Regions from separate parts of the Homo sapiens genome. Here region 2 is linked to region 1. Evidence: chromatin loops called from intact Hi-C (ENCODE). Cell type or tissue: CD4-positive, alpha-beta T cell. All regions are shown on one strand. Each heading gives the region's core, and the rest is flanking DNA. Links, peaks and the distances in the headings are about the cores only. Region 1 has its middle 4.6 kb from the start of BIRC2. Region 2 overlaps MMP13 (matrix metallopeptidase 13).

Region 1 (5,389 bases), core at 89-5,088:
AAAGAAAATTCCAGGCAAAACAGATGTGATGTTTAAGAGATTCACTATTTTAAAAGCAATACAAGTACGCTTGAAACAAAAAGGATCAGTGGGTCAGTATTACTCAATCTCTTAAAAACTACACCCACTCCTGGTCGGACGTGGTGACTCATGCCTGTAATCCCAGAACTTTGGGAGACCAAGGTGGGCGGATCACCTGAGGTCGGGAGTTCAAGACCAGCCTGATCAACATGGAGAAACCCCGTCTCTACTAAAAATACAAAAAATTGGCTGGGTGTGGTGGCACATGCCTGTAATCCCAGCTACTGGGGAGGCTGAGGCAGGAGAATTGCTTGAACCCAGGAGGCAGATGTTACGGTGAGCCGAGATCACGCCATTGCACTCCAGCCTGGGCAACAAGGGTGAAACTCCAGCTCAAAAAACAAAACAAAACAAAACAAAAAAAACCATGCCCACTTCTAAATCTTGAGTCAAGATTTAGGCAAGGTCTCATTTGCAGAGTTTGTACTGTGCAAATAACAGGTATTTTTTCAAGTTGCACAATATTCCTGCTCCTCCTCAGGTCAACATGTCCCTTGATAGTCTTCAACTTTATTTTCTGCCACTCTACCCATTGCTCACTGTCTTTCAGCCACCTTGGTTTTCATCAGTTTCTAAATATGTCAAACTCTCTTTTGCTTCAGGGTCTTTGACTGGAATCTTCTTTCATTCACTCTTTCCCTGGCAAATTCCTACTCATTCTTCAGGTGTCAGCCTCCATGTTACTTTCTCAGACTGTCTTTCTCTGACTTCTCCCATCTAGATTATATCCCTTTGATAGTCTCTTTAGTAGACCCTTTGTTCTTTTTCTTCATAACACTTAACACAATTTATATTTACAGTTTTTAATGCCATAGTCTGTTGTCAAATTTTCCACGAGGACAATAATCATGTTTTCTGTTCACCATTATATGTGTAGCACTGAGCACAGGGCCTGACAGAAAAGACCCTTATTGAGTAAATGAATGAATGAATGGCTTCCTGTGAGTGAACATGGAATGTGAGAGATTTCTTCCTCTTTAAATACCACTGCTGATAAAGTACTAAGGCAGAATAATTGATAAAGTAGATCATGGGCCAAATTCTGCCTTTAGATATCAAAAGGAATCTTTAGAGAGGAAAGATCACCCTAGTTTAAAAGGATTCATGTAGGAGATGGGAATTGGAACTGATTTCTGATGAGGAGGCATGGCATTTCAACTCTGGAAAGAGCATAAGGTACAGATATAGGCATTAGAATCTTAATAACAACAATTAACTGACATTTATTTACTTTTGGTATTTTGTTTTGTTCTTGTTTTTGAGACAGAGTCTAACTCTGTTGCCCAGGCTGGAGTGCAATGGTGTGATCTCAGCTCACTGCAACCTCCGACTCCCAGGCTCAAGTAATTCTCATGCCTCAGCCTCCCAAGTTGCTGGGATTACAGGTGTGCATCACCACACCTGGTTTTTGTATTTTTAGTAGAGACGGGGTTTCGTCATGTTGGCCAGGCTGGTCTTGAAATCCTGGCTTCCAGTGATCCACCCACCTCAGCCTCCCAAAGTGCCGGGATTACAGGCGTGAGCCACCACGCCCAGCTTGATATTTATGGAACTCAAATGTACTAAGTGTCTATATTCATTATCTGATTTGAGACACTGTAATTTAGGAGAGGCAGTAGCACAGGAATTGAAAGTTCAGTCTTCGGATTCCAATCACAGCAGAGTAAGCTTGGGCAATTATTTAACATCTCTGTGCCTCTGTGGGCTTAGTCCCTTGCATGATTGCCTTCTGGAAATCCATAGGAAAGGCTTTTCCTGGACTTCCATCGGCTTTTGGGATCCTAGAATTCTTTTTTCCTTCCTTGACAGGAAATATGTACAGGAAGAACAAGGTCCTCTCTGCCTTGTGTTTGTCAGTATTTCTTGTGACTATTTTCTCCTAAACATAAGGTTTTTCTGAGTTCAAGGATTTTGGGGCTGATCAAAGAAGAGATGTGACCACAAGGTGGCAGTAGCATGCAACAAGCTTTATTTGGGTGGTGCTTGACAGACTGCATGTAAGGAGGACATCCCTCACAGCTGGACACCTTCCAGAGGCAGAGGTGTATGGCCACCATGCAGAAGGGGAAGAAGGCAAGGGAACTACTCCTGGGGTAGGGGAGAAGCAGAAATGGGGTTTATCTGTCTAGGATGTTGTACAGCTACAAGATAAGATAGGGAGTCTCTGAGTTAGAGAACTTGGAAGGGCAGCAGAGGTTTGGGGTCTTTTATAGCTCTATGCTTTGTCTTATCTTTGGTTAACAGATGCCAGGTACGGTTTTATCTTTGGCTAGCAGGCAGACTCTAAATGGCTAAAAACATGGCCATCTGAGCTATGTGTGTGTGTGTGTGTGTGTGTGTGTGTGTGTATGTATATATATATATATATATATATATATATATATATATATATATACTTTTTTTTTTCTTTGAGATGGAGTGTTGCTCTGTATCCCAGGCTGGAGTGCAATGTCTCACTGCAACCTCCACCTCCTGGGTTGAAGAGATTCTCCTGCCTCAGCCTCCCAAGTAGCTGGGACTACAGGCATGCACCACCATGCCCGGATAATTTTTGTAATTTTTAGTAGAGATGGGGTTTCACCATGTTGGCCAGGCTGGTCTCAAACTCCTGACCTCAGGCAATCTGCCTGCCTTGGCCTCCCAAAGTGCCGTGATTACAGGCGTAAGCCACTGCACCCGGCCCATCGGAGCTACATTTGAGCAATTACATGGATAAAATTTTGAGCTTAGATAAGGTAAGTTTTGAGCTAATGGTCCCAGACTGACGTGAAGAAGCAAACAATATGCGCCCAATATACTCAGGCCGTCTTTAACACCTTTATTTTCCTAACTTTTAATTCATTGATTTTTGAAACTGGAGTTGCTGAAATTCTAATTTACATTAAATTATTAAGGTTTACTAATTAAGCCTTTAAATAATATTTCTGTAAATTTTTAAAACCTGACTTTTGATACAGATGCCAACATTTTAAAGCTGTCTTGGATTTTAAGAGTCTCAATATTATCTATAAAAATCTTTTTAGCAATTACCTTGGCTGAGTGCTCATATACAAAATAAACTGATTAAATCAAGGGAGCTATTGGATCCTCTCTAGTTCCAAAACCCTAATGAAGGGTTTTATGAAAATTAAAACCCAAAGTCTTACCACAGAAATATAAAGTGACTTTTTTTTTTTAAACAGATGAAAACATAATGCTTGGGATGCCTGCAAGTGACTAAAAGTTGGAAAGGGAAGTTCTGATGTGACCCAAATTTGTAAGTTCTTAATGTCCTATTTGAATTTTTTAAAAAATTCAAAAATTCAGGAATATATGCATGTCATTTGTGTACATACTGACAAAGACTATCTCTTTGACCAAACTTCTGAGCCTCTTCTGAGCCCTCTTCTTGACTAGGCCTTGACTTTGGGCCCTACCCCACCTGTAATTGTCGGCCTACCTCAGTCTTAATAAGAATCCTGTCAGTTTAGTGAGGATCCCGCCACTCTGGGTATCTGATCAAGTTCCTCATTCTCCACTTCTGAAGTATAAGCCCTTAGCCTGCCTTCAGCAAGAATCCTACCACCCCTGATGTCTCCTTTTAGTACTTTTCTATCCACTGACCCTCCTTACTCTACCTGTTGGTTATAAATACCCCAGCTGTCCTTGCTGTATTCCCAGTTGAGCCCAATCTTGCTTCCCTATTACAATGTTTTGATTGCACAGTCCTGAATAAAGTCTTCCTTACCATTTTAACAAACGTCAGAATTTTTTTTTCTTTAACAATACCTCACAACCAATCCTAACATTCTTTTATACTCACCTAACTTAAAAAATAAATAAAACATTACATATACAATTGATGCATAGGAAAAGTTTTTCAATCCCATTCATAATATAGCAATAAAAAATGGTAACTGAACTGAAATACTATTTATTATTTAACAGGTTGGCAACAATCCAAATGTCTGACAACTTACTCCACGGATGAAGCTGTGGGAAAAACAGGCACTCACATACATTGCTGATTGGATTGCAAAATGCCAACATACTCATGGATGGGTATGTGGCCATATTAGGCAAATTTATGTATGGATTTACCATTTGAACTAACTTCTGGGAATATATCCTAAAATAAGATGTGTTCCCATGATTATTCATTACAGCACTATTTGTAATAGCAAAAGGCTGGAAACCACCCAGATGTCCATCCATAGGGAAGTAGCTGAATATATTATGGTACTAATTTTATCTATGGCTGGGGAGCTTATTCAGGCTGGCTCCTTAGTCTTTGACACGGCCCTAACAGTTTTTGGCTGCTTTCTGAATTACATTGTTCAAGTTGAATATATTATGGCACATCTACACAATGGAGTACTATATAGAAATGAGGAATAGCTCTATATGTTAGTATTATACAATCTCTAGAATTTATTATAAAGTGAAAAAAGGTGGAGAAAATGTGCTACTACTGTTTATCTAAGAAAAGGGTAGGTATAAACATGCATAATTACATTTTTAAAATGAAAAAATGAATCATAAAAAGTGTTTAAGTCATTACTTATAGGGCAGGAAGGAAAAAGTAGAGGGGAGACCAAGGATTTTCAAAATAAAGGGAGTTACAGATGTGTAATCAAAGAGGTTAAATAAAACCTTGACTTCCTGAATTTGAATCGGAAGTATCAATGAGTTCATAATATATTTGATTTAAAAGACAAAAACCAAATCAAAACAAACCCATACTAACCAGCTCTGTCCATTGAACAGGTATAGAAACAATCAAACTCATTAACAACACGACAAACATTTTTTGTTTGTTTCTTTGTTGTTCCTTGCAGCGCCAGCTTAAAGGAGACATCCAGATTATGCTCTTTAAATATCATTTCCCACTAAAGGATCCAGGGCACTTAGGAGTAATGGCTTATTATGGGTATGGAGTAAGAAATACACAAAATGAGCCTGGAAAGCAAAGACTACTAGGAAAGTATCAGAAAGACTCAGGAGCCAACCTGAGTAAACTCTCACCGGCCTAAAATAAACAACTTGAGCACTAATAGTGGTAATAGCTACAGTGGATTACAACTCACCAAACTTCTTTAAATCCCTGGATTCATAATGATGGCTGTTTACTTTTGAGGGTTTTTAAAAAAAATCCGGCAGAGATTTTTAAATAGTATATGGTAGTGATCTAATTTTATTTTCCATTAGAATAACCATTCATTCAGCATTACTTATTGAGTAATTAATCATTTTCTCATTAATACATAATGCCAGTATATCAAATTCCCAAATACATAGATATGGGTCTCTTCTTGGGGCTCTGTATCTC
Region 2 (5,389 bases), core at 120-5,119, 600 kb after region 1:
AAGGCTATTGGTATATGTAACCATTTTAAAACAAGTAAACAAAAAATAAATAAACCTTTTTAGTTGCTAATTTTACATATTTTTGGCGCAAGAGATGGGACACAGATAAGCACAAAAGATGGAACACAGATAAGGATGCTTGTGCAATGTCCTTTAATCCTGCATAAATTATGAAAAAAGAGTGTCACTATCTTCACTTATAAAAAACTGTAAGGCATAACAGGTGGATTTGGATAGTAAGTCCAGTTTCATTGCAATCAAAATTTAAGAGACAGAATTCTCTCAATATCGTGTACGTACAATTGTTCCTTGCCCAGTTGATGTGTGATGACGTTATTGAATGAGTAATTCTAGAGTGGGTTACAATGAATTTTGCATATACTTGTATGTGTTTCTCCATGTGTGTACAACTCAGATAGCATTTATGCAATAGAATTTTACCTATTCGGGCTCATGTATGAAAGAGAAATTTTCCTTCTCACAGAACCTAATTTTAGGGTATAGTTTTGTTACAGGAAAGGGGTCCCGATCCAGACCCCAAGAGAGGGTCCTTGGATCTCACGCAAGAAAGAATTCAGGGTGAGTCTGCAGTGCAAAGTAAAAGCAAGTTTATTAAGAAAGTAAAGGAATAAAAGAATGGCTACTCCATAGAGCAGTCCCAAGGGCTTCTGGTTGCCCATTTATATGGTTATTTCTTGCTGATATGCTAAACAAGGGGTGGATTATTCATGCCTCCCCTTTTTAGACCACATAGGGTAACTTCCTGATGTTGCCATGGCATTTGTAAACTGTCACGGCGCTGGTGGGAGTGTAGCAGTGAGGATGACCAGAGGTCACTCTCATCGCCATTTTGGTTTTGGTGGGTTTTAGCCAGCTCCTTTACTGCAATCTGTTTTATCAGCAAGGTCTTTATGACCTGTATTTTGTGCCGACCTCCTATCTCATCCTGTGACGTAGAAGACCTTAACGGTCTGGGAATGCAGCCCAGTAGATTTCAGCGTTGTTTTACCCAGCTCCTATTTAAGATGGAGTTGCTCTGGTTCACACACCTCTGGCAGTTTTGGCAATTCAGGTCAATTAAGACATCATGATAAACTCTTACAAAAATGGCCATGCTGTTGCTATAAACTCAGCACATTTTTTATTTTCCAGAGATCATTATTAGCTGCAGTTCAATCTGAGTGTCTTGTAAGCAGTGAGGTAGAACAAAATCAAGGAGTCTTAAATCAGCATTTCGCATACTTCAATATACCAGGCAGATAAAAGTCCAAAAAATTAGAAAAACTAAACCATGTGAGAAAGAAACTTCGGAAACTGTAAAGCCTTTCTTCCTCTAAACTCGCCATTGTCCTCAGGTAATAAGCAATTGTTCACTTTTTTGGTTGGTAATCTCAACCTCCCGGATTCAAGCGATTCTCCTGCCTCAGCCTCCCAAGTAGCTGGGATTACAGGTGCCCGCCACCACGCCTGGCTAATTTTTGTATTTTTAGTAGAGACGGGGTTTCACCATGTTGGTCAGGCTGGTCTCCAACTCCTGACCTCAGGTGATCCACCTGTCTCAGCCTCCAGAAGTGCTGGGATTACACGCGTGAGCCACCGTGCCCGGCCCACTTTTTTATTTAGAAAACAAAATTTATCATGCCTGGTAGTTTGGGTTTTCCTCCCTCTTGGTGCCAGAACAGTGCTGGTTTGTTTTCTCTTTGGAGTGCTGATTCTATTGGTTGTGTAGATTGTGCATTTTGTAGTTCACGTTGGAGTCTGTCACCCAGGGGCCTGAGATGACTCACAAGCCCTAGCTCTAAGGGGTGCATGCTTCAGGTCTTGGTGGCTTCATCAAGCCACCAAGTCAGGATGACACAGAATTCCGACTCACCTCTGAGAGATCAGTGAGGGGAACTCATATACAAAAACTAAGAAACCTGGAGCAAGCTGTTCTTGAATTCCATAGCTATTAAATCTTACTTGAAAGTCAGTAATGTAAAGTCAGGAGTTAAACAATCAGCGATGTGGCTAAGTTCCTCAACCTTATGTTAAAGAACAAAGCACTGGTTTTGTGACTTAATTGAATTCTCTGACCAGTTCAACCTTTTTAAAAAGGGTGTTGCTGGTGCCACCTAGTGGAAGTATTGTAAATCTCACAGCGTCGTGATGAATCCGTAAATCAAGGTATTTTCTGTGACCAGGGCTTAATCCACTCCTGTTGGCTCCGAGAAAACTGTGCGTGCAGAGAGCTGCACTTTTTTTTCTAAACGGGAAGTGAGTTAAACTTGGTAGCTTTTATGGTGGCTATCTTTCTGTTATATATGTTTTCGTGTTTTTATTCTGACATGAGGATATGGAAATCCAGGACAATATTTTTGCTTTAATACAAAAGTTCTCCCAGGATAATTCCAAGAGCAAAATTTGTTACACCAATATAAGATCTTGTCAGTTTCTCCTATTCCAAATACAAGTATGCTATTGGTTCACTTTGAGGAGTTTTTCAAACCTTTTACCCTTATTATCTGATGAAGAGGCCATTACTAGCTACAATTCAATTTTAAGGCAGTGCATTTGCCTAGTACATTAGCTCTAGGTAAATGCACTCTCACTTTAATTTGTGAATATAATATTACTTCTCATAAAACATTCATTTGGTCTTCTCAACCCCATTCGTGAATATCTATACAAACTGGCTATCTGTATTTTACCTGTAACCTATTTCATAGAAGATTCTATTAGGACCATCTGCTCAGTTCATAATCAGCTCTCTTTAATGCTACCCCTATCACCAGTGGTAAACTCCAAATAGACATTTGCTATAATTTGAATTCGATGCTTTGGTTACTGTGGAAGGACACTCATCAAGGTAACACCAATTGGATTTGGAATTTTGAATTGAGACTGGAGTAAAGGTGGAAGTCAGGAAACAATCTTGACTATATATATTTTCTATATACCTTTATGTATATCTTTATATCTATATATCTTTATGTATATCTGTCTGTCTGTCTGTCTATCCATGAGAGAGAAGTATCATGAAAGAAAATGGTTAAACATAGGGAAAATGTTTCTGAAATCAAGTGAAACATCTTTTCTATTTTTGTTTGTTTATTTTTTGAGACGGGGTCTCACTCTATCACCCAGGATGGAGTGCAGTGGTGTAAGCATAGCTAACTGCAGCCTCAACCTCCTGGGCTCAGGTGATCCTCTTGCCTCAGCCTACTGAGTAGCTGGGACCTGGCTTCTTCTCCTTCTCCTTCTTCTTCGACTAGGTCTTGCTCTGTCACCCAGGCTGGAGTGCAGTGGTGTGATCACATTTCACTGCAGCCTTGACCTCTCCCTGCCTCGTGTAGTCCTCCCACCTTAGCCTCCCTAGTAGCTGAGACTACAGGCACATACCACCACCCCCAGCTAATTTGTTTTTTTTTTGTTTTGTTTTGTTTTGTTTTTGTAGAGACTGTGTTTCACCATGGTGCCCAGGCTGATCTTGAAATCCTGGGCCCAAACAATTGGTCTCCCAAAGTGCTGGGAGTGCAAACATGAGCCACTGAACCTGGCCTAAACATCTTTTCTTAAAAAGAAAAAAAAAGAAGGGTCCAGTGCAGTGGCCCACACCTGTAATCCCAGGACTTTGGGAAGCTGAGGCAGGCAGATCACCTGAGATCAGGAATTCAAGACTACCTGGCCAATATGGTGAAACCCCATCTCTATTAAAAATACAAAAACTAGCCGGGCATGGTGGCGCTCACCTGTAATCCCAGCTACTTGGGAGGCTGAGGCAGGAGAATTGCCTGAACTCGGGAAGTGGAGGTTGCAGTGAGCTGGAATCACACCACTGCATTCAAGCCTGGGCAACTGAGAGAGACTCTGTCTCCAAAAATAAAAATATTGGCAATGAACCCTCTTTGGGTGAGGAAAGATTGAAATTATACCTAAAGACAATGTACCATATAGCAATTGTCTGTTGAAAATATATTTTTATTATAAACAACATAAACACTTCCTAATACACTTTGCAAATATGCATTTCATTTTCTTTGCCTGAGTTTTTATCAACAGTGTCTCTGAGCACAATAGTTCTTCCCTTGATGGCCGATCATATATTCAATAAGTGCCAAGCACCCTCCCCAAGTATCAATAGGCACTGTGGGAAGTGCTGGGGGATTTTTTTAAATGCAGAGAAAAAAAGGCATCCTTCCATATCTCAAGGGATCACAATCTAGTAGACTGCTTTAAAAAAAAATTTGGATGTCTCTTTTTTAATATACATACTTCCACTTTATAAGATATATTTTATTTCATGCTATACAAGTCTTTAGAAAATAGCCTATATATCCAAGACAAACTGGACAATTAAATAATTAGCTAGGTAAAATAGGGTTAAAATGCAACTTTTAGTCTTAAATAATCAAATAATTTATGAAAAAGGGATGCCATGGCCTTAGACTATTTTGATAACAATTTTAACTTTGTAATGTGTGACTTCTGAAGAACCTGAAATATTTTAATAAAAAGACATCATCCTTCTTTATCCTTTATAATATGCAAAGGAATATTTGTCTTATATGAGAGCAGACTTTGAGTCATTGCCAAAAGTGAAAATTAAACAGAATTCAAAGGCCACATCTACTATTCTTACCACTGCTCTTTTGTCTCCTGTCTTTAATGACTTTGATATTTCGTTAGTGTCTGTGTGAAGAAGGGCACATACATCTGAATATCCTCAGTGCAAAATGAAAATTATTTATTTGGAAGTTACAGTCTATTATTACAGACATTTTCCTTTGGTTTATTTCTTTTATGTATGGCTCTCCCAAATTTCCATTTTCATACTATTTTATACTTTTTAGTAAGAATGATTTATTCATTATATGCATGTATTTACTTTATGCCCTTGTAAAATTTCCTTATAAATATATTTTTAAATTATGCTCTCATTGACAGACCATGTGTCCCATTTGTGGTGTGGGAAGTATCATCAACCATTGCTTTTGTACAGCAACAAGAATCAGATGCTCTTTAGAGATCCTCCATTTCATTACTCTAACATTCTTCAATGTGGTTCCAGCCACGCATAGTCATATAGATACTACATATTCAAAGATAACTTACTGAAGCTTGTTCACAGAACCAAGCTTTCTCCTGATAGCTCTTCTTCCCCTACCCCGCACTTCTGGAAGTATTACCCCAAATGCTCTTCAGGATTTAAATAACAATTTTTAAAAAGACACTTAACACCACAAAATGGAATTTGCTGGCATGACGCGAACAATACGGTTACTCCAGATGCTGTATTCAAACTGTATGGGTCCGTTGAAAAAATAGATATAACCTATAAGAAAAAGCATAAAGACAATTTCAGAGTTTGAAAATAATAAGGTTTTAATCCAGTTAATATTAATGGTTC

What was found. A loop is a pair of places that touch in the nucleus more often than their neighbours do. Peaks named below come from ENCODE experiments on the same cell type or tissue, not always from the same donor. Only the 100,000 strongest peaks of a DNase experiment are listed, where the experiment ranks them.
Region 2: a loop joins it to region 1, with 26 times the contacts of the local background. A loop is called at or near these places in 2 of 110 quality-filtered maps.

What each region holds. Positions count from the first base shown.
Region 1 is chr11:102,339,913-102,345,301 of GRCh38, forward strand. No RefSeq gene overlaps it. Among named protein-coding and RNA genes, the nearest start is that of BIRC2, 4.6 kb to the right of the region's middle. In CD4-positive, alpha-beta T cell, for the core only: CTCF peaks have their summits at 2,026 (motif pointing right) and 2,227; a DNase peak (open chromatin) is centred at 2,049.
Region 2 is chr11:102,939,053-102,944,441 of GRCh38, forward strand. It overlaps MMP13 (matrix metallopeptidase 13), which reads right to left. Exons shown (of 10, transcript NM_002427.4): 10 at 3,943-5,314. The coding sequence ends at 5,214. Among named protein-coding and RNA genes, the nearest start is that of MMP13, 14 kb to the right of the region's middle. In CD4-positive, alpha-beta T cell, for the core only: a CTCF peak has its summit at 2,120 (motif pointing left); a DNase peak (open chromatin) is centred at 2,129.